Linked DNA regions of Homo sapiens: region 2 is linked to region 1. A link is an interaction called in ENCODE POLR2A ChIA-PET data of the cell type or tissue named here. Cell type or tissue: Panc1. All regions are shown on one strand.

What was found. ChIA-PET counts read pairs that join two places held together with the same protein. Peaks named below come from ENCODE experiments on the same cell type or tissue, not always from the same donor. Only the 100,000 strongest peaks of a DNase experiment are listed, where the experiment ranks them.
Region 2: POLR2A ChIA-PET joins it to region 1 with 7 read pairs; 2 of 35 experiments call an interaction of 5 or more read pairs at or near these places.

What each region holds. Positions count from the first base shown.
Region 1 is chr9:124,149,463-124,151,962 of GRCh38, forward strand. No RefSeq gene overlaps it. Among named protein-coding and RNA genes, the nearest start is that of NEK6, 110 kb to the right of the region's middle. In Panc1, no CTCF peak of the experiment used is centred here; no DNase peak of the experiment used is centred here.
Region 2 is chr9:124,355,509-124,358,008 of GRCh38, forward strand. PSMB7 (proteasome 20S subunit beta 7) reads right to left here. Exons shown (of 8, transcript NM_002799.4): 7 at 1,256-1,407. It overlaps LOC100129034 (a long non-coding RNA gene), which reads left to right. Exons shown (of 1, transcript NR_027406.1): 1 at 1-2,500. Among named protein-coding and RNA genes, the nearest start is that of PSMB7, 59 kb to the right of the region's middle. In Panc1, no CTCF peak of the experiment used is centred here; no DNase peak of the experiment used is centred here; H3K27ac peaks cover 901 bases.

The sequences.
Region 1 (2,500 bases):
GCTCCACCCCCTGGGTTCACGCCATTCTCCCGCCTCAGCCTCCCAAGCAGCTGGGACTACGGGCGCCCGCCACCACGCGCAGCTAATTTTTTGCATTTTTAGTAGAGACGGGGTTTCACCGTGTTAGCCAGGATGGTCTCGATCTCCTGACCTCATGATCTGCCCACTTCGGCCTCCCAAAGTGCTGGGATTACAGGTGTGAGCCACTGTGCCCGGCCGGGCCCCACCTCTTAATGCCATCACATTGGGGATTACAATTTCAAGGTATGAATTTTGGGGGACACAAACATTAAGTCTTTGGCGCCATGTGATTCTGTCTCACTTGCCTTTCCTAGTGCCTGAATTTGGTTCTGATTTCCTATCTCTGAGACCTGCCCCATCTTCACTGTCTTCTAGTGGTACTATAGGTTGTTAACCTTGAATTTTCTTCTCAACTTCACTCATGATTTGAAGGATGTTCTAGTGCTCATCCATTGCTTCTCTGATATGGACTCCCACGGTTACCCGGGTGCTGACCTTGTTAGAGCCTACCTCCTAACAACTCCCAACATATCCCTTTCAGAATTATTTACTGCCAAATCCTTTTCATCCCTCAGAAGTCTGGGTTCTCTTTATTTACAAGGTGTATCTCTACCTACTATGGGAAGTTTGATCCATGTCAACAACGGTGGCAGGGTGGGAAGTGGCAGGCTCTGTAGGGAAATGCAGACCAATTTTCAGCACCAAGGAGAGTTCTGAGGAAGCTGTCTCTGGGATGATCTCCTCATGACAGAATCCTTTTACCCTGGGGAGCTCATAAATACCCTGTAGGTCACATCCACAGGGAAGAATTGTGTACTATATCCCTAGGGTATCAAATGATTTCATCTTCCTATGTTAACTATAAGTGACTGCTAGTGGCTTCCCAAAGAGCTCTCTTGGGGAGAAAAATGAAATCTTGTGTATGTTTAACAGGAAATTATTCCAAGATTGATTAACGACTAATTAATTAATTTCCATAGGTGGAAAATGAGTGAGCCATGAAATGGTTGCTAGGCATTTGCCAATGCTAGTCTAACCCTTAGAATATCATGATTCTTAGCTGAATAATTCAATCCTATCCTTCAACAATCCTAACTAATTCTTCATATTTGTTATTTGGCAAATATCTTGCTGCAGGCTTGAACTTGTGCTTCACTTATTGACAGTTTTCTCTATTATCTTCCAGTAGATGACTGAGCGTCTGCCTTGCTTTTTCTGTTCAATATTTTGGCTCCCTGAACCCTAATCCACCAAGCTGAGACCTTGGACTTCCATTTTGGCTTTGATATCCTCCCAGGTGTCTGCCATTATCTATGACAGTCTGTGTCCTAAGAGTGGTCTTATTTCAATCTAGATGGACTTTTCTCCCAGTCAGAACTGCAACACCTCTTTGCATGCCTCTGTTTATGTTAATCAAGGGATCAACCCTAGGAATATCAATTCCATCCCAGGCCAGGAGCAAGCACCTAGGCACCTTTAGGCTCTTTGATTTGATCTCTTTTCCTCCTGCTTTACTTTTCCATTTGTCTTTCCAGTCCTGACCATGCTGAATGCCAGCATCCTCCTGCATCTTCTCTGTTTTCCTTGAATACTGAGGAGCTCCAGTTTAGAAGAGGCTACATTCAGAGCATGCTCCAACCCCTGACCACCATCTCACCTATCTCCTATCTGGACTCCTGGCAGGATGCTCAGACTGCAAACACAAATATAGACCTCTGTGCCTGGCACAACAAGACATTGATCTCATGAGTCTCAACACCATTTCTTGTTCCCTCTGGGTATCTATGCTCAGGACTCCCCCACAGCCTTCTGAGTTCCATTCGCTGAGAGACTCTCAAGGGTCAAAGACCAGGGATGCTTCCCTATAGAAAGGAGGAACAGAGCATGCTGAAATGGGTCTCTGGGATCTCCTGCCCATCTTGGAATCATATTCCCTTCATATATAATCAGACACTCTGACATTATCTTAGTTTATAACTATTATAACAGGCAGGCTGGGATGTTGGTCAGAATGGAGAGACTTGGGCCCTGTGGGAATCTGGGTACAATGATCAGCAGGATCTTGAGGGAGCATCTGAGCACAGAGCTGGGCTGTCGCCTGTAGGTTCAACTTCCACAGTCTTTTGCTCTTTATCTTTTTTCTGTCTCTCTCAGAACTCCAGGCTTCGTGTCTTCCCTTTCTCCTTTTCTTACTCCTCCCTCTGTTCCCTCTGCTTTTCTTCCTTGAAAATAACTTTTAATTAATCTTGTTTTTATTTTAAAGTGATCTTTTTATTTGGAAAATACAGTAAAACACCAATAACTGAAAATTCCGTCATTCAGAGGCATCCACTATTACCACCTGCCATATTCTTCCAGTCTCTTTCCTTTTTTTCTTTTTTTTAACAGAATGATTTCAAATTTGTTTATTAATACAACAATAAACGATCCCATCTTGGTTGTCAAATATTTCAACGATAGAAATACAGACAGTAAAATT
Region 2 (2,500 bases), 210 kb after region 1:
CTTCACCATGGACTTGCTCAAATCACGCATCTTGCAAAATAACCAGCGAAGCAGGCTACATGGAGTACTTGGCTCCTGCCTACCTGGAGCTCGGCAAAGCCCGGTTCCCCAACACAGCTCTGGGCCTGAAAGGTGGCTTGCCTTCCTGCTAAAGGCCCGAGGGACTTCGTGGGCTCATTAGAGGTCATCTGGTTTAGCTCCATTTCCAAGACAGACTGATTTGCTGGAAGCCACCAAGCCAGCCACCAACACTCCCCAACCCCAGTGCCAGCGTTCTCTGGCCCCGTGCTGCCCCACCCCATCAGGAGCCCACTGAGCTTCCGCAAGGTTGAGTGCAGCCCACAGTGAATACCTGCTGGTTCTGAACGTTCCATTCCTTCCTTGTGAATTACTCCTGATGTGGAGTTGTGTGTGCAGTGGGAGATGGAAGCAAGCCTGCAGAAGGTGGTGCTCACTTCCTCGGGGCTACCGTGGAGCTGAGTGGGAGCCGTAGTTTATAAATGCCCTGTGCTGCACCCAGATGCTGCAGCTGGAAGCAGCACTCAGGGAGCCCATCCTGACCTGCCCGGGCTCCCAGAAGAGGTCAGGAGCCACAGGATGGTCAAGCAGCCGGACAATCACGAGACACTGCAAACGAGCTGCTCCTCTGACACATGCTAGCCACCAGGTTTGGAAACCTCCCAGTTCTGCTCAGCAAATCAACTAGAACCTTCTCCCACTGCTCTGAGTCTGCGCTGCACCACTGAGCCGAGGGGCCCACTCGGCATGTAGGCTCAGGCTCAATGGCACAACTCCCTGTAGCACAGCACACACACACTAGCTCCCAAGGCCACCTCTGGGAGGCTGTTAGCATTGCTGACTTACACCCAGTTAGGAATCTCGGGGCACTCTGAGGGAAAGTGCTGGGGCTGCCCTGAAAAATGCACCTTCTCCCAGAAATCAGGGGATTCTTTAAGACACTTGAGAAAGGACAGCAGATGATCCAAACCTCTCCGGCCCCACCTCCCAGCCTAGGGCTCTTTCCTGGGCCACCCTCCACCTCTCCCATCAAATTAAATCACTTTCCTACACCTGACAGCAGCCCACTGTCATAAAGCAAGTAACAAGCCGAAGGTCTGTGTGGGAGGTTGATTTGGGAACACTGGATGTACTTAATGTGGAAAGAACCAGGAAAACTCCATCCAGATGCCATGGAGATACCAAGGGTGGCCACGACGCCAGGGGACCCAGGAAGAACTTCGTCTCCTTCACTCACCTGGTCCCCTTCTTGTTGGGCACTGTGTATGGGCGGAGAAAATCCAGCTTGTTCTTGCTGATGACGCAGAGGTCAATGTTGCTTCCGGAGCCCAGGTCGTTGAAGATGCCAGCTGCGATGGCTTCGCTCACCAGATTCTTGGCTTCCTCCTCCTGAGAAACAGAACGGCGGCAATAATGTCCCCGGCCAAACTAGGGCCTGCTCTGACATCCGCAATGTACGTCCACTAGCAGTGCGCAAGACCTCCCGCGAGACAGGTGTTGTTTTTAATGCCCATCTCACAGATGAGGAAAAGATCTCAAAGTACCTTGATTATTTACCCAAAGTTCCCGACCCAGGCCTTTAAAACTTTTTATGCATGCACCGCCTCTTGACCACATCAGACAATCACCACAAAACGATGGGCTGACAGTTACTAGAGGGTTAGTAACTTATCTTTAAAAGGGCCAGGTAGTAAATATTTTAGGCTTTGTGGCCAAAAGTCTCTACCACACCTACTCAACTCTGTCACGCTAGCACAAAACAGCCACACACAAATACATTAAAAAATGGGTATAACTGTGTTCCAATAAAACTCTATTAGCAACAGGCAGTGGGCCAGATCTGGCCCACTGACTGCAGTTTACTAACTATCCCCTGATCAAGAATGTCCAACAATAGCTGAAAGTTACTTGAGAAAGTCAGCACTGTAGGAGGAAGAAACTAACACCAAAACACAAGCCGGTAGTTCTGGGGAAATGCTGGCAGACCAAGGGCGGGACCTCTTGCCCAGAATAATCTCTCTCTCCTACTAAGGAACCTATAGGTTCACTGAAGTAATCCATTACTTTGAATCACTCTCTCCTTTGCCCCACCTTTAAACACAAATCCCCATCCCTAATAGTTACTGGTGAACAGATGGACTCATCCCTTTCTTATCCGAGAAGCCCCATCACATGCTATGTCCTATCACATGCTATACCAGAAGCTAGGGCTGCAGAGGTGGATGACGCCCCCAGATCCCTGCCCCCTAGGGGCTTAAGAGTCTAGCAGGGGCACCTGACCCAAGTAAGTACAATGCAGGGTAAGGCTGGCTAAAGAGCACGTGAAAAGGAGCTGGGAACACAGCTGGTCAGCAGAGCTTCAGGGAGGGCTGAAGGACAGGCTGCACACGAGGCACTCAGAAAACAGCAGTGAAACAGAAGGCAGGCAGCAACGGCAGTGGTACTGGACCTGGGGAACACCAAGTTCAAGCTCTATATACAA